Linked DNA regions of Mus musculus: all the other regions are linked to region 1. The links are chromatin loops, found by intact Hi-C in ENCODE. Cell type or tissue: heart. All regions are shown on one strand. Links, peaks and the distances in the headings refer to the core of each region. The heading gives the core; the rest is flanking DNA.

The links. A loop is a pair of places that touch in the nucleus more often than their neighbours do. Peaks named below come from ENCODE experiments on the same cell type or tissue, not always from the same donor. Only the 100,000 strongest peaks of a DNase experiment are listed, where the experiment ranks them.
Region 2: it touches region 1 in a loop (4-fold over the local background); 16 of 42 quality-filtered maps call a loop at or near these places.
Region 3: a loop joins it to region 1, with 3 times the contacts of the local background. A loop is called at or near these places in 5 of 42 quality-filtered maps.

What each region holds. Positions count from the first base shown.
Region 1 is chr13:43,197,848-43,205,442 of GRCm38, reverse strand. Gfod1 (glucose-fructose oxidoreductase domain containing 1) reads left to right here. Exons shown (of 2, transcript NM_001033399.4): 2 at 4,199-7,595. The coding sequence ends at 5,118. Among named protein-coding and RNA genes, the nearest start is that of Gm40929, 30 kb to the right of the region's middle. In heart, for the core only: CTCF peaks have their summits at 2,054, 4,152 (motif pointing left) and 5,506 (motif pointing left); DNase peaks (open chromatin) are centred at 1,982 and 4,380; H3K27ac peaks cover 1,473 bases; H3K27me3 peaks cover 108 bases.
Region 2 is chr13:43,317,578-43,325,172 of GRCm38, reverse strand. Gm52047 (a long non-coding RNA gene) reads right to left here. Exons shown (of 3, transcript XR_003950636.1): 3 at 7,446-7,595. Among named protein-coding and RNA genes, the nearest start is that of Gm52047, 16 kb to the right of the region's middle. In heart, for the core only: CTCF peaks have their summits at 3,506 (motif pointing right) and 6,315 (motif pointing right); no DNase peak of the experiment used is centred there.
Region 3 is chr13:43,259,636-43,267,230 of GRCm38, reverse strand. All of the region lies in intron 1 of Gfod1 (glucose-fructose oxidoreductase domain containing 1), which reads left to right. It overlaps LOC115488162 (a long non-coding RNA gene), which reads left to right. Exons shown (of 2, transcript XR_003950633.1): 1 at 1-7,595. Among named protein-coding and RNA genes, the nearest start is that of Gfod1, 41 kb to the left of the region's middle. In heart, for the core only: no CTCF peak of the experiment used is centred there; a DNase peak (open chromatin) is centred at 4,580; H3K27ac peaks cover 1,861 bases.

The DNA of each region.
Region 1 (7,595 bases), core at 1,434-6,433:
GACAAGGCTAGCCTAGCCTAAATGGCGAGCTGCTGTGAGTGGAGCTGGCTAAATGTTCTGGAGAGGATGGTTGTGCTACTGTAGCCAGGACTCTGGCTTTCAGTCCTGTTCATTTCTTTTCCTTCAAGATCTGGTTCTGCTTAACCTTTAAAAAAAAAACCAGAACAAAAAGATCTTATTTTACAAATTAGAGCTGGGTGTGGTGATGCACGCCTTTAGTCCCCCAAACTCAGGAGGCAGAAGCAGGTGGATCTCTTTAAGTTCAAGGCCAGCCGGAGCTACATAGTAAGACTCTGTCTCAGACAAAGAGCAAAATCTTTGTATCTCTGTGTATGGGAGCCAGAGGCACCAGGCTCCCTGGGGCTGGAGCTACAAGGCTGTTGTGAGCCACAGGATGAGGGTGCTAGGAACCAAGCTCGGGTCCTCTGGAAGAACAGTACATTTTTCTTAACCACCGAACCATTTCTCTAGACTCACAGCTTAAGTTTTTTTTTTTTTTTGAATGGTAGGTTCTTTTAGGCATCTAATGAGCCTAATTCCAAAAATCCACACTTCACAATAGACTTATAATATTTTGTAAACCATCCATAGTCGGTGGCTTCTGAGATCTCAAGTAAGTACCTTTGTTTTAGCTCAATTTCTAAATGGAAATCAACTGAATGTTGAATAGGCAAACTCCTATACATGCTTCAGAACCCAGTTAAAAAGTTACCTCTTAAGCAGAGCTTTCCCACTTGCTCTAAGCAGCTGGGCATCTCCTCCTTCCTGCTGTATTGCATTGTTTGTACCTCTGCATCCTGTAAGCAAGCACTCATAGCCTGGCTCTTTTCCTCTGCTAATTGGATTGGGGGCCCCTATGCATCTTGTCAGTCCCAGAGTCTGGGAGCATTGGAGGGTTAGACTATTAAGGAGTTACCTGCGGACAAGATCAAGGGTCAGGGTGTAGGTTAGGGTGAGGAGTTAGCTGCAGAAAGGGTTTCTCTTTTATCCTCAGACAAGGGGGACCCTATCTGATGGATCTGATGGAAGAAGGCCTTTTGGGAGTTTTGCCAGTCTGCTGGCACAGCTGCCCAGGAGCTTCCAGAGGATAAGGGGCTGTCAGCACAAATAGGGTGGTCAGGAGGAGGTGTGGGAACCCGGCATCGGTCTCGAAGATTCCACCCTGATTAGATAAGGAGTATAGAGTTGGAAAAATGCCGGCAGGGAAGGATGCTTTGAAGATCCTGGCTGATTCTGCCTGGGATGGCCCTGGCTACTGGGTGGCCGCACCTTCTGCCTGCTCCCTGGGAGAGCGGAGAGTGATTATCTTTCCTTAGTATGTCCATGGGAAACTTATCACCTAGGTTCCCAAGATGCAGAAGCAATATTTGCGTGGAGAATCAGTCCCACAGTTCTGGTCTCTGGGAGGCCAAAACCTTGACTGGGACTTAGTCACAACTTGAGAGACCCTGAGCTTGGAGGAAATGTGGAAACTAGCTGCTTACAAAAGGGCTTTCGTATCTCATGGTTGGAAAAATCTTCCCCCTGTAGCATTAATTCCTTGTGAAGGCCATGGGCATTGAGCCCAGTGACAGAAAACACACGCAGTGGGATGGAAGAAACCTCATTTCCACTTCCCATGAGAGACCTCAGGAGGGCATCAAGCTGCTTGTGAGGAAGAAGGAAGGCCCTCCCCCCACAGCTGAGAGTATGTTTATCTTCCATTAGGCTCCATGCCCGCCTCTCAGTCTCCCAGCCTCAGCTCCACGCATAGATGGGGAGGTTCCATCTTTCTCCTTAAAAACCAGGGAGCACTCACGTTATTTGTTAATGTCTTGGTCCTAAAAGTAAAGTTAATCTAGCTACAGAGGTCTCATGTCTGGCTTAAGGTCTCGGTCCATGCAGAAGACAGTTAAGGAGCCCGGCACAGTTCAATGTGTTCTCTACCATCCAATCTTGGTCACACAGGACTGCATGGACAGATGTGGCCATGTCCCAAGACATTCATTTCTGGGCACGGGGACAGGTCCCTCAGTGAGTCTGCTGAATTTGGAGCTGTAGCATGATGGCTCCTGGTGGCTGGTATCTGTCACAGCTGCCGTGGACTCGCAGAATGCCTGCCCGCTCCTATTGCTGTTAACAGTGGAGAACTCTGATGGAGCACTCTCTTGGAGCTCAAGAAATGTTTGGGACTGGCAAAAACACAAATGCTTTCTCTCAGCCACTTCGTTTGCCTTTCATCTGCTTTGCCCTTTACTGTGTCCACGTGGAAAGAGGGAAGCCATGTGTTGTTGCTCCAAGGGCCTTTGCGGAGTTTGCTGCAGTGGAAATGTTCTGGAAGACTGTCGGCAGTCCCAAAGCTTGGGGTCCTCTGCCTTTGAGGAAAGATACATTTCCCATGAGGATGCTATACCACACCTCACCTGGTAGACTTACCACCAGGATCTGGAATAGCAGCGAAGGCTCTCCCATTTTTTCCCTAGGGAGAAGGCACATACACAAGTCTTTGGGGGGTACTTTATGTCAGTGAGAAAGGACCCATTAAGATTTTCTGACTCTAGCCAGACGGTGGTGGCACACACCTTTAATCCCAGAACTTGGGAGGCAGGCGGATTTCTGAGTTCGAGGCCAGCCTGGTCTACAAAGTGAGTTCCAAAACAGCCAGGGCTATACAGAGAAACCCTGTCTCGAAAAAACAAAAACAAAAACAAAAAAAAGATCATCAGGTCCTAGCACTATGAAAGAGGAGGAGAGGCCAACCAGAGTTAAGAGTCGTGAAGTTTCCCTTCCAGCTCGTTTCTGTCTCTTTAAGGAGAGATGAAGTCATAGCCTGTTCATGTACCACTGCATCCCAGTCATCTTGCTTTTGTCGTTGAATGGTCTTTGTGGGTGCCATCTCCCGTCATGACTCACTGTTAGTTTGGTTTCGTTTTCAGACAGGATTTCTCTGTGTAGCCTTGGGTGTCCTGAAACCCACCCTGCAGGCGAGCGTGGCCTCGAACTCAGAGATTCGCCTGCTTCTGTGTCCGGAGTGCTCACTCTTCTCTTTGAAGATTACACTCTTTCTTGCCCATTCTTGGCCATCTACACAGTTCCCAGGGTTTTTATGTTAAATAATATGTACAAAGCACCCTTGGGGCAGGAACTGTGTGTGTTGGACATTCCTTTTTCTTTGATTTCTAGAGGTTGCTTATGGTATTCAAGGATAGAGTATACAAGGGCTGCTACCCAAGTCCATCTGCAAAGCATCACAGGCTGTAAGCAGGGGATTGGGACTGGGTATCCATATGTGCAGGAGACTCTGGCTGTGGGCCTAAGACTCACAACGTTTAGTTCTTATCCTTGAGGAATGAGAACCCAAGGCTCTGAGACCACAGCAAGCATCAGAACCCCAAAGGAAGAGACATTGTATCCACAAGGCACTATCCACAGATTTCAGCATGGGGGTAGTAGTCTGTACCTATTCACCCTCCATTTCCCAGCGCATTCACCAGAGTCTTTTCGTCTGCTGAGCTAACAAAGCTCACCCTTTCACTGCTCATTTGGGCTGTATGTGCTGAAGTGGATTGGCTTTCTTTCATAGTTTTCACAATTAAAAAAAAAATCGAAAAGCCTCATTCACATGGCCAGTAGAGTACAACGGAAGAGATGTCCGTTAGATGGTTTGTTTGGGGGCTTCTGAGGTAGGGTATAGCATAGAGTGTAGCCAGAGCCCATAGTCCACAGGTGTAATGCAGATGCTGCCTGTATTGGTCACTCAACCTTGTATGGATTATCTGTTTGCACGAGCATCTGTCCTTGGCAAGCATGGACCTGTTGTCAGAGCACTGTGTGATACGGGTACATGGCATCTAGTGGTACAAACCGTCATTACTTCATCCCTCCGCCAGAGCCTCCATCCTCACTTGGGTTCTAGGAGTTACAAAGGCCGGTGCCGTCCTGAGACGGGGACAGCCAAACTTTCAGAACTGGCAAGAAAATTCAGGCATTCTGTATGCTTAAGGCTGTCACTAAGGGCTACAACTAGGTGTGTGCATATATGTGGGTATCTGTTGTGTTTCTTTCTGCAGTTTGCAACAGTCACATTTGTTTGGCTAGCTTGTCCAATTGGAGAATTGAGAGGGCTCCTCTAGCGGGTACTCCCTCGGTGGCCGCAGCGCCCCCTAGCGGCGGCTCCCTCCAGACAGGGCCACTGATCTGCTGTTCTTGTTCTCTCCAGGAATAGGCAAGAATGTCATCTGTGACCGTACCGCCACGCCGCTGGACGCCTTCCGCATGATGTCAGCGGCCCACTACTACCCGAAGCTCATGAGCATCATGGGCAACGTGCTGCGCTTCCTCCCAGCCTTCGTACGCATGAAGCAGCTGATTGAGGAGGGCTACGTGGGCGAGCTGCTGGTGTGCGAGGTGCAGGTGCACAGCGGTAGTCTGCTGGGCAAGAAATACAACTGGAGCTGCGACGACCTGATGGGTGGTGGCGGCCTGCACTCCGTGGGCACCTACATCATTGACCTGCTCACCTTCCTCACGGGCCAGAAGGCTGTCAAGGTCCACGGGCTGCTCAAGACCTTTGTCAAGCAGACGGACCACATCAAGGGCATCCGTCAGATCACCAGTGATGACTTCTGCACCTTCCAGATGGTGCTGGAGGGTGGAGTGTGCTGCACCGTTACCCTGAACTTCAATGTGCCTGGAGAGTTCAAGCAGGACGTGACCGTGGTGGGTTCCGCTGGGCGGCTCCTGGCGGTGGGCACCGACCTCTATGGACAGCGCAATAGCGCCCCAGAGCAGGAGCTGCTGCTTCAGGACACTACATCCGTGAGCAACTCCCTGCTGCCTGAGAAGGCATTCAGCGACATCCCCTCGCCCTACCTGCGGGGCACCATGAAGATGATGCAGGCAGTGCGCCAGGCCTTCCAGGATCAAGATGACCGGCGCACGTGGGACGGCCGGCCTCTTACCATGGCTGCCACCTTCGACGACTGCCTGTACGCTCTTTGCGTGGTAGACACCATCAAGAGGTCCAGCCAGACTGGAGAGTGGCAGAACATCGCCATCATGACCGAGGAGCCAGAGCTGAGCCCTGCCTACCTGATCAGTGAGGCCATGCGCAGAAGCAGGATGTCCCTTTACTGTTAGCACTGGGACCTGGTGGACTTGACCTGTTTGCTGCGTGGGGCCAGTTAGGAGGAAATGCACTGTGGAGTGGGTGGCCGTGGGTGGCCGTGGGTGGGGATTATGGAAGGGGCAGCATGAATGCACAGCATGTAGGGTGGTCCCCGTCCTAAGTAGAGGGCCCAAGTCACAGGTGATGGTGGTGGGCCGATGTCATATTCAGAAAGGCGTGCCATCTTAATTGGGTATCTGATGAGAGGAAGTATGTTTAACTAGCACCTTTGCAGTCCATTACTGTGAGAAGCAAGGAGGGGCTGCCCCTTGCCCTACCTCATCCATCCACAGACCTTGGCCTTCTTTGCAAGCCAAGGCTGTGTATCAAATGAGGAGCTCAGCCAGAGCTAGGCTCTCTGTCAGCGCCCCCCACTGGCAGGAGAGGGCATTTCATCAAATGCCTACATAGGGTTTTTGGTTTGGTTTTTGGTGGAGGGAGGTGAGGGTGGGGGTGGGAAGGGCGAGCCTTTGAGAAAGTTGTAATTCCGGGAAGCCACTGTGTGTTTTGCTTTAGGAACCTGCAGGAAAAGTGCACCACTCCCTTGGTTGCTGTCTTCTAGGAAGCATTAGATACCTACCTGGCTCGTTGCTGTTAGTGCAGTATAGAGTAACGGGCAGCCATGGAGGCGGCAAGCTGTGCCTCTGAGCTGACCAAGATGGCAAACAAGCTACAATGAGCTACTTCAGAGTCCTCCTTCAGCAGGGGTGGCTGTGGATCAACAGTTCTGCCAAGAGGCTCTCTAGGCAGCGCTGAGAACCGCTACATGTGGCATGGGCTTAAAACTGCAGCTGCCTGCCTGGGTGGGGCGCCTGCAACCCTGGGTGTAGCAATATGAGCGCCCCAAAAGAAGGAAACATGAGGCCAGCCCCAGAGTCGCTGTAAGCTCCAACTGCCAAGCTGAAGAAAGACATTTAGGACGGCCAGCTTTGTAGACTTAAACAAGAAGCCTGTGGCTTCACCCCATAGAGTCCCTTTCCCTTTAAGAAGACTCAAGGCTCTTTTCCTTGCCTTTGGCCTTGGCTCTCAGGATTCTGACAGCTGGAAACTTCTGAATAGGTATTAAAACAAAAAGCCAACAGGGCACATAGCCCTCAGTGTTTCTAAAACAGGGATACAGAGCCTGGAGAGGTCTGTACATAGGTAGAGAAGGTTCAAGTTGGAAAAAACAAACAAAGCTATCTTTTTCTTCCCCTCCTGTTTGCCTAGTCCCCCCCCCCAATTTAAAACTAGAGATGACCAAGTACTAACTGACAGACAGACAGACAGACAGAGACAACGCCTATTGTCACATAGGTAGACACGCCTTTGTAAATGTTTGCTCTCCTCAAGTATCACTAAAACATTCGAGTCTGGTCTTGAGAGAAAGAGCAAGTCACATACATTTTGAAAATGGGAGTGTTGCCTTTTCCTTGGCTGGCTTTGCCAACCCTCACCAGGCAGTTTTGAAGCTGGCTATGTAGACTCTAAGTAGTCGGCCTGAGTCCAGTCAGCGTTCCTCCCTGGGGCCCTGGTAATTCAGAGACAGTCATATTGGAGGCCACACACACCAGCAGAATCATGGTCCTTCGCTAGTGTAAAGAGGCAGGTGTTGTCCTTTAAGGAAGCCCCCCTCGCCCCCCCCCCACCATCATACAACGTGGTAAAGTCAGTCAACTGAAACCTTCCGAGGCTTTGATTTGCTGCCACCCCTCATGAATAGTGTTCCAGGTTTGCAGTTATTGGATCAGAACAGCACTCTTCACATAGCCACATCATAGACGTTTTTAGGGATCCCTGCTCTCCTAAATTGCTCCCCGAGTCAGTAATTCCCCCATCCCAGCTACCCCAAAAAAGCTGTGATTAGGGATGAAATTGGGGGGCATGGTGGGTGGCTCTATGAAATTCATTTTTCTAAGTCATTTACCTAAGTAGATATGCGTGGGCATTCCATTTCTGGGTTCTCTACTCTCTCCAGGATATTTGAGAGCTTTCCTTTTAGAGGCCTTGGAGCTCTGTGATGCACATGCAGGGTTTATACAAAAACTCCCATTTGAGGCTGGGGGCTATGGAAAGAATATGTATTCTTTGGAAGAAGCATGAGAGAACAGTAAGGATACTGAGGTTCTATCGAGTGGGACAGATGGAGAGGCAGTTCTCTGAAAGCAAAAATGGCGGCACACAGGGCTAGGGGCTTCTTTCATGCTCCTTCAGCTCCTGCCTTTCCATGTGCACATTCTTGATTGGCTGGAGCAGTGTGAGGCTGAAGCCCCAAGCTCTTGACAACATTCTGCAGAACAACTTGGATCTAAGTAAGTCCTGGCAATAACCCAGCCTACAGAGGCTGTTAGGAGCCTTTCCAGTCAGTTTCCCCTCACCTTGCTCGCTCCCATCCTTTTATAAGTACTGCTGATGGTCTCTACTAAAAGCCAGGGTTCCCAGAGATTTTAAAGCAGGTATATATATATAT
Region 2 (7,595 bases), core at 1,569-6,568, 120 kb before region 1:
CTTAGAAGGGGAAGCCCCTCTCTGGGTATCACCCTCCCCCATCCCATCCTCCTATCCCTCCCATATCATCTCCCACTGAGGCCAAAGAAGGCTGTCCACTTAGGGATATGGGATTCACAGGTAGGCAACAGACTCAGGGAGAGCCCCTGCTCCAGTTGTTTGGGGGACCCGCATGAAGACCAAGCTGCTCATCTGCAACATACGTGCAGGGATTCATTCTAGGTCCAGCCTGTGCTTGCTTTTTAGGTACCAAGTTAGTTGACTCTATTTGTCTTCTTATGGAGTCCCTATCCTCTTTCTCCCAACTCCTTTGTAAGAGTCCCCATGCTCCATCTACTGTTTGGGTGTGAGTCTCTGCATCTCTTTCCATTGGTGGTTGAGTGGATCCTCTCAGATGACAGCTATGTTCTTGTCTACAAGCATAACAGAGTACCGTTGATAGTGTTGGGGATTGGTTCTTGCCCATGGGGTGGGTCTCAATTTAGGGCAGTCATTGGTTGGCCATTCCCTGAGACTCTGATCTCTCTTTGTCTCTGCAAGTCTTGTAGGCAGGACACATTTTGGGTTGAAGGCTTTGTGGGTGAGCTGCTGTCCTTATCCTTCCACTAGGAGTCTTGCCTGGCTACAGGGAATGGCCTCTTCAGGATCCATAGCCCTCACTGCTAGGAATCTTTGCTATAGTCACCTCCATAGACCCTCTGGGGCTTCTTGCCATTCTAACCTAGAGATTGCCACAACAACCCATCTCCAATATCTGTTTCTTAAAAGCCAAACTGCCAACTGCAACACTCAGGAGAGCGGGCCCTGCACCTCACCTGGGCAGCACAGTAGAGCTAGCCCTGGTGAAGGGGGTGCAGGTGAGACTGAACAGCTGCCCCCCCCACTCCCACTCTTGGCATGGGTGTGGGGTGGTGCTCCTCTTGCCACCTCTAGTAGGTGGTCTAGTCAAGAGAGCTGGCTCTGAGGGCATGAGAGGAGGAGAGCTAGCCCTGTTCCCTCACTAAGTGTAGCACTCTGGAAAGCAGGCTCTGCACCTGACCTAGGCAACACAGTGTAGCTGGCTCTGATGGCAAAGGCTCGAGTGAGCTAGCATTAAGGGTTTGAGAGGGAGAGAACTGACCCTTCCTCCCGCTGATGGCAGCATTGTGAAGGAAGAGTGAGTGCTTGCCCTGGTAATGCTGATAAGGGAGAGCTGGTGGACGGATCAGCTCTGCTACCACCCAGGTCCCGATCCAGAGCTCTGAGACGGCCCACCCCAAATCTGTATCATCTGCAAAAGATTGGGACATATGAAAGGTCCAGTCCTGCTGTTCCAAAGCTGCAGGATCTCCATCACACAGGGCAACAACAGGATAACTGGGAAGAGTCTCGATGAGGATCCAATACTGATGGTGTCCCAGAAGCCAGAGATCTCAAACCAGACCAATGACTCATTGCGATGAACAACTGAAAGTGAAGGTGTGTGGACCGAGGAGTATACTGTGGGACACACTGTAACACACTACAGCTTCCACACTGAGATGTTTTCTATGATCTGTTGTTGTTTGTGTAATTTTTACTTTGAGGGGGAGGTTGCAAGGATGAAAGGCAGATATGAGGGAATGGGGAGATGGGATGGACTGGGGTGCATGATATGAAACACAAAGAATCAATAAAAAGTTTTAAAAATCCAAACTAACAAAGCGGGAAACAAATTACAGTCATTGAGCAAGGGATTGGCTGGGGCTGGACAAATAGTTCAGTGTTAAGAACACTGAAAGCTCTTGCTTAGAACCAGAGTTCAGTTCCCTGGGCCACACTCGGCAACCCACAGCTGCCTGTGACTTTAGCTCCAGAGGATATGTCGTCTTTTCTGGCTTCCCTGGATACCCACATTCGTATACAAACACACACACCTCACCCACACACATACACACAAATAAATGTTTTTAAGTTAAAAAATAAGAGACTTGTTAAATATATTAAATCAAGAGATTTTCTGAAACATTAGTCTGGAATGATATTGATGTGGATAGAGGCCTATTAATAGCATCATGAGAATGGAGCCAAGGCTAGCTCAGTTGGTAAGAGCTTGCCCAGCATGCATGAAGTCCTGAATTTTATCATCAGCACTGCATACTCTGTGGTGGCACACAGTTGTAATTCTAGCACCTGGAGTTAGAAACAGGAGGATCCAAAATTCAAGGTCATCCTAAACTAAAAGCAAGTTCAAGGCTAGCCCAAGCTACAGGAGACTCTGTCTCAATAACAACAAACAAAGTATCCTGAGAAAAGCAAGATGAAACTGGGTGTTGTGGTGTGTGCTTTAAAATCTCAGCACTTGGGAGGCTGATGCTGGAGGACCATAATTTTGAGATCAACTTGACCCACATAGCGAGACCTAGGCCAACCTGATCCACAAAGTGAGACCCTTCCCCAAAAATACAGGATGGATTTATAAAGTGTGAAGAGTTGTTGGATGTATTGGCATATAACTGCAATCTTAGCAGGAAGGAGTAGAGGATCATGAGTTTTAGGCTAGCCTCAGGTACATGGTCAGATTCTCAGAAAGAAAAAAAAAAGACAGAGAGGAAGTATATGTGTACACAGTATGCCTACATGTATATTGAAGAAGAGTTTAGGAGTAGGTACACAAAAAATGTCAATTATGGTGGAACCCATAAAGCATATTTATTTTCTTTGTATTTTACTTCCTGAATTTTGGATAGTGGACACATTTGGGGAGAGATTTTTTAAAAATATGAATAGTAACACATTAACCATCTGGAAATGCTGACTAGTAGAACTTTGTTACACTTCTAAATGGTAATCCAGCCTTAACTAATTGTTTTTATAAGAGTTGCCATGGTCATGGTGTGTCTTCACAGCAATGAAACCCTAAGTAAGACACCCCTCAAATGGTTAACTGTTACTTTATGGTATGTGGTTTGGTATGGTATTGTGGGTTGGGTATAAAATGTAGCACCCCCCCCCCCCAACATACAGCAGAGATTAGATCCTAGGAACATTCAGTAACAAACTTCAGAGGTGGGTGTGATTGTCTCTCCGGGACTCTAGCCACATGAATACATCATCCAATGAGCCCTCACGGTCCAGTCACTGTGGTGCTAACCCACAGACAAGCTCATACCCCAATATGCCCTTTAATGGTGGGCCCCGATTAGAGGAAGGTCACCTAGACTGTGTCTTTGAAGAGTATAGTTTGTCCCTAGCTTCCCTCCACCTCTCTCTTCCCTGCCCACTAGAAGATAAACATCTATGCTACACAGCTCCCACAATGAGATACACCCCCAGTTCAGGCCCAAAACAATGAGAGCAAAGGACCTTGAACCAAAACCTTTGAAACCTTAAGTCAAAATGCATCTTTCTTGTTTTAAGTTGGTTAGCTCTGGTATTTTGTCACAGCAACGAAAGTCTAATAAAATATGTAAATGTAACTTTTTTTGGCTTTTTTTTTAAAAAAAAATTTTTATGTGAGTGCTCTGCTGCATATACATCTGCAGGCCAGAAGAGGGCATCAGATCCCCTCATAGATGTCTGTAAGCCACAATGTGGTTGCTTGGAATTGAACTCAGGACCTCTGGAAGAGCAACTGGTGCTCTTAACCACTGAGCCAACTCACCAGCCCATAAATACAACTTATATTCACCAGATGTACTTGTCATCTCCGAGGCTTACTGCTGAATAAGCTCACCCTTTCTAGTTCTTTCTGAACTCTGGCTGGCTGGTTCAACTCAGCTGCTCTGGCTCAAACTTCTCTCCAAGCTGACTGATTCAATCTTGCTTCTCTCAGCTTCTCACTGAATTTCTCTGTTTGGCCTCAAACTAACTGGCAATTTGTTCTAATCTTCTGGCTCCTTTTTATCCTCTGGCTTCAACTGCCTCTGCTGACCTGCACTGAACTGCAAGAACGGTTGAACTCAACTCCACTGCATTGCACTCACTACACCAACTCCCAACTGACTGGACAGAACTGCCCCCACTCTCTCTCCCTGAACTGCTCTTAAATAGATTCTCTTTCCTGTCCTGTTCTCCTGAAAGTTGGGCATATCCTATCTCTGATTCATTCTGTCAAATCTTTCCCTGATTCATCACTTTGTTCCTCAATTAGACATCATTATCCAATATGGCTGCTTCCTTCTAGAAAGTAACGTTAACCTACATCGTTAGGGAGTTAAAGGTGTGTACTAAGGGCATGTCTGTATTCCAGCAACCATGTTGCTGGATTAAAATTCCTCTACAAAAATATGCATGTCTCAGGTTTAAAGCATTTCTCATGTTTGCTCATTTTATCTTTTAAAAAAGTCTGAAGTTCTTTATAGAGGTATGAAGTCGTATTGTGAGACCAAATCTTTTTGGACTGAGACTCTATCTTAGAGAACCTGATCCAAGTTTGAACAGGCCGGTTCCTATTGCCAGTTTCCAGGTTACACCCCCCTGAACCCCCACAATCCAGTGTCTAGCACCAGTTTCCAGGTTACCCCCCCTCCCAAATATCTGCATCTAGCACCGGTCTCCCCTAACAAATCTGTACCCCCAGGTTATACGCCCACCCCTGCCTAACAACAACCAATCAGGAGAAAAGCAGAAGTTAAGTTTATGGTTTGTCTCCCAGCACCAGCTAATTATACTAAAGGCCACAGTACCACCCCAATTAGATGCTTGCCGGGCTAGAAACACTCACCCCATCCCTTGCCATTTTCTATGAAGCCTGTCCCAATGAGTGTTCATGGGGTTTTTCTCCACCAGAACCATCCTGTGGATTGGTGGTGAGTTAAGCTTAAACCGGAGCTTGTGAATAAAGACCCTCGTGCATCAGATGGATTCCTGATTGGTCTCTTGGGGTTCACAAATGCTTCCTGCTACTAGAATATTTCAGTTACCCACTGCTGCACAAAACATGGCCTCCAACATTTAACAGCTTAGAGTCACATTTACTACCCCGTAGGTTCTTGGGGTCAAGATTCTGGAGTCAGTCTAGCTTCTCTCCCACAGGTAAAAGTTGTTCATGATATGTCAATTATCCTCTACAGATCGAATCCTCCCACACACAACCCCACCCCTGGAGTGGGGGATTGAAGATCTAATCTGAAGCATGGTGGTGTTTGGAAGTAAGACCTTTGGGAAGTATTTAGGTGTAGATGGCATCATGGGAATGAGCCATGTGATGGGTTTAAAGCCCTCAGAAGGACAGGAAGAGATCACTTCCCCCCAGGCCACATCAGAAAACGGGTCCTCATCAGACATGGGATCCAGCAGCACTCAATCCCAGACCTTCCACCTCCTGAGCTCTGAGAAGTGTGTGCTGTTCAGCCATTGGGGCTGTGGCATCTTTTCAGCGGCTTAAGAGGACTGAGACACATCTGAGGTCTATAGGAAGTGTATTTCAAAGAAGGTGCACACAAGGCAGTTGGCTAGAAGCCCCTCTATTTTCTCCCCAGTAGCCCTCCACCAGGCTGCCCCAAGTTCTCACGACTTGGGTAGCTGGCTTCCCTGATCCAAGATAAGTGTATAGGCGAAAGCAAGCAGGAAGCTGCAGTTCCTTTTATGACATAGCTTCCAAAGTCACACACATCTTTCTACTCCTTAGTGAGTCACCAAGTCTAGCCACACTCAGTGGGCGGGAAACCCATCCCACATTTCAAAGGAAAGGATGATAACCAAAGACTAGTGACACTTAAAATCCACCCTGGTAGAAAGTGGTGACCCCCACCCCTACCTGCTCTGCCTTCCAAGCCCACCCTTCCTCATGGACACAACTGACATTCCTTTTTTTTTTTTTTTAAGATGTATTTATTTATTATGTGTACCCCTGCCCCTGGGGAATCAGAGGTAAGGTGATTGCAAGTACAATAGAGTAGGCCACCAATCAGCTAAGCCTTCGGCCCACTTTACCCTTGGAAGCCTTTAAGAATGGACATCTTGCTTTGTTTGGTGGGAAAGGAGTCTCTCTCTTCAGTGCCCCACACTGTCGATAGCCTTCAGGAGTCCCTTACTATAAAGTTCTCACCTGCAAGATCTCTGCTCGATCTATCCCCTTTCCTCTTTGTCTCCAGAAGCTGGAATTTGGGGTCAGGACCTGTGTGTCCTGACCTGTGTGGAACCCAAGAGCTAACAGGTAGCAGGAGGGAGTGTGTGTAAGGGAGTGTGTGTATCCTGATTTTCATCAAGTGTGTTTGCACTTTCACCAGGAGCTACAGAGTTATCAAATATCAAATATCAAGTTAAGTTTTCTAGTTTAGATTTGTTGAATATGTTTTTTTTTATTTAGTTTATTTTATGCATATGAGTACACTGTAGCTATCTTCAGACATGCCAGAAGAGGGCATCAGATCCCATTGCAGATGGTTGTAAGCCACCATGTGGTTGCTGGGAATTGAACTCAGGACTTCTGGAAGAGCAGTCAGTGCTTCTAACCACTGAACCATCTCTCCATCCCCATATATATTTTTTTTTCTGAAGATTTTTTATGCTATATGTATGCCTGGTGCCTATGGAGGCCAAAAGAGGTGGTTATAACCCTTGGAATTGAGTCACAGGTAGTTGTCAGCCACATGCAGCAAATCTCTGAGTTCAAGGCCAGCTTGGCCTCTAGAGCGAGTTCTGAGATAGCCAGGGTTACACAGAGAAACCCTGTCTTGGGGTAAGTATATATAAATTTTTTTTCCTTTCTTGAAGACATTTGACTGGCCATCAGATTATTTTAATAATCACTGTCACATACAAACTTTCTGATTCTTCTTCCTGGGGTCAATATAACTTATATAGTTCTATAAAGTCTATTTAATTAAAGTTTCGAAACTATATAATAGACAGACTTTACCATATTTCAATCCTGAGGTTTTTTTGTTTTGCCTTTCTTCAGAGATTTGTCTATTTTACCTAATGGCAATTTATTTTATTTTAAATTTACTTTTGTGTATTATTATTGTGTAAGTATGTGTTAGGAGCATATCATAGTGTGTGCATGAGTGTGTGTATGTGTGTATAGGTCAGAGGACAACTTTTGGGGGTCCATTCTCTCCTGTATTTATGTAAATTCAGAGGACCAATTCAGTTGGCCCAGATTGACCACCAATCACTTCCACCCACTGAGCCACCTCACTAGTCCCTTAATTAATAACAATATTTTACTATTATTGATAATTTTTATATTCTTGGGTTTTATTCTATTATTTTAGTGTTTATGTTTATTTCTCTATTCATCTAAATTGGGTGTGTGTGTGTAATTTTCTCCTTCTGAGTTATATGAATGCTTAACTCATTAAGTTTAAAATGTATTTTGTATCTACAGAATGTTCTTAAGACCTACATTGCTCATTGGGTACAATTTTTAGCTAACCCATGTATATTTTTGTAATGCATGATTTCATTGCATTCCATTCTAAATATTTCTTTTTCATCATAGTTTTCTTTTTAGTATAGAGACTATTTAGGGGGTATTTTTAGTTGTCAGAGTTATGGGATAGAAGAATGCATTTCTATTTCTGGTTTCTATTTCCAGTGTATTGTGGTGAAAGAACACAGATCAATGACATCATTCCTCTGGAATGTCTTGATTTCCTCTGTGGTCCGATAAATGACGGGTGTATGTT
Region 3 (7,595 bases), core at 1,569-6,568, 62 kb before region 1:
AACAAACCATAAAAGGACTAGCTAATGGGTGAACAGTAGGAGTTTGGTGGTGGTCTCTTTCCAGGACTGTGAGGGTCTGTGGACTATCTTTATGCTCCTGGAACAATACTAGTATCTCATTATCTCTGTTGTAATTTTAATTTTTTTTTTTGATTTGCTTTTTGTTTTTTGTTTTTCGAGACAGGTTTTCTCTGTATAGCCCTGGCTGTCCTGGAGCTCACTTTGTAGACCAGGCTGGCCTTGAATTCAGAAATCCACCTGCCTCTGCCTCCCGAGTGCTGGGATTAAAGGTGTGTGCCACCACGCCCAGCTGTAATTGTAATTTTCTTTGTTTATTTCCTTTTCTTTAATTTTTTTTTTTTTAAAGACAGGGTCTCACTGTATAACTCTAGCTAGTCTGGAAATCACTATATAGACCAGGCTGGCTCTAACTCCCAGAGGTCTGCCTGCCTCTGCCTCCCTGAATGTTGGGATCAAAGGTGTGCACCGCCACTCCCAGCCACTATTTTAAAGTTAACTCGTGTTTTCCTTTGTGTATACGTCTGTTTGATCAGACTGGTTCCGGGCCTCTCTTATTGTGATCAGACCAGCAATAAACATAGTTACCCAAGTATCTCTGTGGTGGCTGATTTAGCGTCCTCTGGATATATGCCCAGGCTTGGTCTAGCCGACCCACGTAGTAGTTCTATTTGAGACTTTTGAGGAACCCCTTTAGTGGTTTCCACAATGACTGCAGTAGTCTCTCTCCCAACAGTCTTGAATCCGGTTCCTCTTTCCCAGAGCCTCACGGTCACTTATTGTCAGTGTGATCCTGATCTTAGCCGTTCTGGCTGGGACAACTTGAATTTCATCAAGGTAGCCTTCACAGATGTCAGGGGCGAAGGGTGTCTGTAGCTTTTGGAGAGGCACAGCTCAGCCCGTCGTGAGGACAGATGTAGCTTTGTGCTCTTTTTCTGTGAGATCATACGAATGTAGGTTGCAGGATCGGATGGCCAGGGATGGATGGCTGCATGTTTTTGTGCAGTGTGCCTGCCTCACTTCCAGATCAGCAAATGGGCAGATTAAAAAGAAAGTGATTGACTTTCAACTTCAGATTAGTGTGTGTTCATGCATGCATGCATGCATGTGCATATGTGTGCATGTGTTTATTCTTTAACATTTGGCTTAATATAGCTCTCCCCTAAATCTAAGTTGCTGCTGCTGCTGCTGTTGTTGTTGCTGTTGCTGTTGCTTTATTTTGACTCTTTGGTTTAGGGCAGTGGTTCTCAATGTTCCTAAATGCTGCAATCCTTTAATACAGTTGTGGTGACTCCCAAACATAAAGTGATTTTTCATGACTACTTCATAACTGTAACTTTTGCTACTGTTACGAATCATCGTGTAAGTATCTGTGTTTTATGATCTTTGACCCCCCTCAAAGGGGTCGGACCCACAGGTTGAGAAACGCTGGTATAGATTCTCACTGTGGCACTCAGGCTGCCTGGCCTTGAATTCATGTTCCTCCTGCTTCTGTCTTTCAACTGCAGGATTGCAGGCAAGCGCCACATTGCCTGGATGTTATTTCCATCGCTACTAGTTTGCCTGTCCTTTTGAAGTTATAAAAACATACTATGATTGAGGAAACCCGAACAAATATGCTTTGAAAGAAGAAAGGACACTACTGCCTGTATTTCTGATCTGCATATCTTCAAATGATTCAATAATTGTCCCTGCGGGGAATCTGCAAGGACCCATTGTATTTTGAATAGTGAAAAAAAAATTACCTTTGTAGCCGGTCCCATTCATCTAATAAACATTTATTCAAGCTTTGCTATGCATGAACCACTTTGTTCGATGCTGAGGTGACTACAAAAGAGCAAAGATAACGTCTCTGGGTCTGAGATGCATGGAGCTGAGTGAAAGCAGATACACTGCTAGGCAGTGATGGGGGGGCGGAGAGGCTGTCTGCACCCTGTGGCTCTGGACCAATCAAAGCAGTCTTTGAAACATCCTCAGGGGAACAGACAGTTCCTTCTCCTTAACCTGCATTTTACAAAGGCAACAGAAAGTTCCCTGGAAATGGAGTATTTCCCCTGCCCCCTTTGGTAGTTTTGATGCAAACCCACACTCACAAAATTGGAGGTGAACTCCGATGGGAGGAGGCAGCGTATCGTTTTCCACAGGACATAGAATGTTCAGGAAGTTTTCCACAGGACATAGAATGTTCAGGAAGTTTTCTGTCCTTCTCTGGTCTTCACCCCTTAAGCACCTAGGAGGTCTTCTCACATTAAGCGCCAAGCCACCTCCTGGGGACTCCTTGTTTTTCGGGATGGACTGACCTTGATAGAGTCCCTGATCTTTCTGACCTCTTGTTCCTCATCGCTGACCTCCCAGCCCTTCTCCTTGACCTCACCAGGCCCAGGTAGTCAAGCCAGGATATTGCCTCAACCAGGCTTCTCCCGGACTATGTGTCCATTCCCTTCCTTCTAGACCTGTGGGTCATGCCGAGGGCCCAGCCAGCATCAACATCCCTTCTAAGGTTGGCGAGGTGGCTCAGTGAGTAAATAGCCTGCTACTCAAGCACAAGAGCCCCAGTTCAGATCTCATGGAATTGGGGTAGAGACAGGAAAACTAGTTAGAATGTACTAGTTAGTTGGTCTAGTCAAAACAAGTGAGCTCCAGGGTCTGTAAGTGACTCCTCTCAAGTAATAAGGTCGAGGATGATAGACAGAGAGATCGCAACATTATCCTCTGGCCTCTATATGCACATACATGTGTTTACACATAGATACAGCACACACATATACAAACATGTACACACAAAGCCCTTCCCATGTCTAGGGTTAGGAGCATCCGGCAAAGGAGATTTTGAACATTAGATTAAACCTCATTTTTGTTCCTCATTTGTGTTCCCAGGGGAATGACCCTGAACTTATTTCAAGCCCTCCTTCCCCCCTCCCCAACTCCCGTTTCTGAGAAACTTTACTATTAACAATCTGTCCAGGATTGCCACAGGTGGTCCCCAAGTGTGGTCATCACAGCCTCACATCAGATTGGACCAGCCACAGGTCCGACAATGTCAAGCTGTGGCAAGATGACTACCCGTCTTGGGATTAGGGATTCACCCATGTGGCTTGCACAGGTCTGCTTGTAGGTGTGAGACCTGGCTACTGGTGCACAGTTCCCTTTGCTAACCAATAGGCCGAGCCCCCTGTGCTTAAATCCTGAAAAAAGTGGTCTGCTGGACACTTACTTTCCATTAGGGAGTCAGGACTCCAGGGATGGTTCAAGCAGAACAGACCCACAATAACAGCTCCAGGAAACAAGTCTGTAATATGAGAGTTGGATCTGTGACAAACCAACTGGGTAGAGAGTCCTCCACACTCCTGGTCACGTGTAAGAGCTGGGAGAACTGAGCCATCCTGTGAGTGGTTGCGAGTGGATTCTTAGTCACTGCCTGCTCTAATAGGAATGTCGGCTTTGTTAGGGGTTAGGACTGTGGGGCTGGAGCTAGAGCTCTGTTGGTAGAGCCCTTGCCTAGAACGCATGAAGCTCTGGGTTCGGTTCCCCAGCACTTTTGAAAACTGGGTGGGGAAACACCTGGAACTGACGTCAGTAAGGAAATCATGGCCCAGCTGGGCATTCTAGAACATGGAGGGAGGTGTCTGGAACAGAATTGCTTAGAGGGTGGTAGTGGTGGCAGGATATGTGTATATACATGCGCACACACACACACACACACAGACACACATACACCTGCCTGCCTGCCCTTCTGCTTCACTCTGGGGGTCGCTGGAGGATTGTTTAGCAGCCCCATAACTATGAATGCTTCAGAGTTCAGCCTTATGTACATTGGGAAGTGTTATTTCTGCAAGACCATGAAGGAGCAAGTGTAAGTGTCTCTCTGTTAAGCATACTTCAGGTAGTAGCCATGACTTTTGACTTCACCATAGAGTTGCTCAGCAATGCTCTAGGGACTCATGGGAATTCTGTTGGGGGATGGGGATTTGAGCCCAGAGTGGCAAGGACTGTTGACAATCATTCCAGCTCTCATATTATTTTTTGTGGACCACAAGAAACCAAGTCTCAATACAGATAGTCTGGCTTAATGGTTCTACCTAGTGATTTTTTTTTAAAAGCTTTACTATGTAGGAAGGCAGTATGCATTTCGTAAGAAGCATCCTTACAATCATGGTGTGTAGTCTTCTCCAGGTAGTGTTAAGTGCTCCGAGTCTCTCTTGTGATGCTGAGCCATGGTAGCAAACAAACAAAGCTCCTGGTCAACCCCACAACCTTAACTCTGCAGGATCATCTTTTCAGGGTCTAAGCTAGAATGTTTTCTAGGCTAGGTACCCTAAATGGTGCACTTCAGGGCTTAGGAGGCTATTTTGTTTATAAATGATTTTCTGGGGTAGGACATAAGCTCACTGTAGGCTGAGGAATGTCTTGTTGATTCCCCAGGCAATTCCTTTTTTTGCTTACAGTTTGGTCCAAGTTGCCCCCAGTTGCCCCGATGTTTGACTCTCCAAGGTCAGAAGGAATCACTCCACCAGGCCTTGTATCCCAGCATTTAAAATTAGCCCTGCTGTAGAGAGACTTTGGCTCACTCTCCACAGGCGGGGAGCTTGGTGCCCAGAGCCTATCAGAGGGACAACCAGGCTCTCATGTCCAACCCTAGGTAGATGCCATCACCTCCCATGGTTGCACTGACAGATTGTATATTCCAGGGCAGTTTAGTATCAGAAGTCACTGTCTTTGCCCGTAATCGCCCGAGGATGTGTTGAACATCACAGCCAAATATGAACAGCATTCAGGGAGGCAGCAGACACTGCCTCTCTTGGCATCTCTGAGGAAGGCTGCGTGTTGCTATGGCATTTGGAAACTTCCATTTCCTTTTTAGAATCGTTCTCAATATCCTTATTTGGTGGACGACCAATGAGACCAAAAACAGTGAGGGGGTGGGGACTTGAGCCCCGTCCCCCCGCCCCCTTCCTCCAAGTGACTAACAGGTGCAGGTGGCAGAGTCAGAGTGGATATGCTGGACAAAGGCGTGACTCACATCCTGGGTGGGATGGAGTGGGATGCTGTGAGATTTCGTCATAGCACACAATTTAAAACTCACATAAATTGTTTATTTCTGGAATTTTCCATGTAATATCTTTGGACTGTGGTTAGCCATGAATATTGAAACTGCAGAAATCAAGTTCAGATACAAGGGCCTACCATGTTTCTGTATATTCCTCCCCCTCCTCCTCCTCCTCCTCGTCCTCTTCCTCCTCCTCTTCAAGATGGAATGCACTTATCCCCTGCCTCAGGTCCTCTGTGCTTCTTCAACTAGCTGACCTTGTCTGCTGCTGAAATAGGACTTAGCTTGTGACATTGGCTCATGTACGTTGTTGCATGCACCTTTTCCCCTCACCTATTTCATGCCTTCCGAGTGACTTTGCCCAGAAGACTCGTACATACTGGCTAGAATGCATTCAGCCATAAAGAAGTAGCAATTCCTGCCATGTGTGGCGATGTGGACAGCAGACATGACCGTAGGTCCAGTAAAGTCAACTAGGCACAGAAAGAGATAGACCACCTGACCTAATGTGTAAAAACTTAAGAGTTGGGCTGGGCGTGTGGCTTAGCTATGGGGGTGTGGCTTAGCTATAGAGCTTGGGTGTGGCTTAGCTATGGGGGTGTGGCTTAGCTATAGAGCTTGGGTGTGGCTTAGCTATAGGGTGTGGCTTAGCTGTAGAGCTGGGGTGTGACTTTGCTGTAAAGCTGGGGGTGTGGCTTAGCTATAGGGGGTGTGGCTTAGCTATAGAGCTTGGGTGTGGCTTAGCTGTAGAGCTGGGGTGTGGCTTTGCTGTAAAGCTGGGGATGTGGCTTAGCTATAAGGGTGTGGCTTAGCTGTAGAGCGTTTGCTTCAGCAGGCACAAAGTCCTGCTTTCAATTCCACGAGAAAAATAAAAAAGTGAAAAACCTTTCCAGAAGCTGGGGAGAGGCATAGGATGGTTTTCCTTTCATATCTCCCAAGAAGAATTTGACGGGCCCACATTGACTCTTAGATCTCCAGGTTCTAGCACTGTGAGGCTGTGGTACTTTGTCCCAGCAGCCCTTGCCAACCATCACGTCTTCGATCTTGAATCTTCTCTGGTCCTTCCTAATGGCGATTAAATCAGTGAACTTTAAGCATCTTAAAATGCTTAACGTTCTAGCACACGGCTTCCAACAATCTTCCTTTCAGAGTTTGTTCCTCATCTTTGCCACCTAATGCTGGATGGCCCCAGAGTGCTGGAAGTTGCTTCCCCTTCGGGCAGCTAGAAGGTGAACAGAGAAATGTCTGGTGATGATAAGGGATGTGCAATAGCCGGTGGTGACATGATAAAAAGACTTGGCATGCACATGTGGTTTCTGATGGCATATCAGACTTCTGTTTCTTAGAATCCTACTTTCTTGTTCTGGTTTGAATCTGAAATGCTCCACCCCCCACCCCCACCCCCTGCAGCCCCCAACAGGCTCATGTTTTGAATGTTCATCCCCTCCAGCTGATGGCACTATAATAGGAGGCTGGGAGAGTTTGGGGAGCTTGAGCATGCATGGTAGAAGCTGTTTACTCAGGGTATGTCTTTGAAGGCCATAACTTAGTACCTGGTTCTGGCATGGTCTCTGCCTCCTGGTCGGTTATGAGGTGAATGGTTTCCATGACATATTCTGCTGCATTATACTGATGCCACAGACCCAGTCTCTCTCTACCATGTCCTTTCTAGCATGGTGGATGAAAATCTCCTAAAACCACAAGCCTAAATAAGTTCTCTAGAGAACTAGTTCTATAAAGTATGTGGGCCAGACCATGGGCAACTAAAGTACAGGGTTCCCTTCCAGACACACACATGTATATTTGCTGAGTAGATGTGGTCCACTGCCCATGGCAGGCGTGTGTCCGACAGACAGCATTGTTTAAGTAGGTCACCATGATGGGCCAGGGAGATGGCTCCATTAATAAAGTGCTTGCCAAAGAAGCACCAGGAGCTGTGTTTGATCCCCCAAACCCATGTAAAGCTAGGCACGCTGTCACACATGTGTGATGTTAGTGCTAGGGAAGTAGGGACAGTTGGGTCTCTGGGACTGGCTGGCTGGCTAGCCTAGGCTACTGAGTGAGATCCAGGCCAGTGGGAGTTCTTGTCTTAAAAGCAAAGATGAAGAATGCCTGAGGAATGTCGCCTAAGCTTGTCCCCTCGCCTCCATGGCCGTGTACATACACATGCACGCACACCTTTGCACACACACAGGTACTCACATGACTGCATACATGCACGCTCACAGAAACATTATCGTGAGGGCTGGAGAGATGGCTCAGCAGTTAAAGAGCATCGGCTGCTTTTCTGAAGGTCCTGAGTTCAAACCCCAGCAACCACATGGTGGCTCACAACCACCTATAAGGAGATCTGACGCCCTCTTCTGGATTGTCTGAAGATAGCAACAGTGTACTTACATATAAATAAATAAATATCTTTAAAAAAAATCTTGGAAGGAAGGAAGGAGGGAAGGAAGGAAAGAAGTCATTGTGAGGCTCAGATGGCCATAGCCAGACCCTTGGCTACTATTCCCCCCACTTCCTGGCCTGG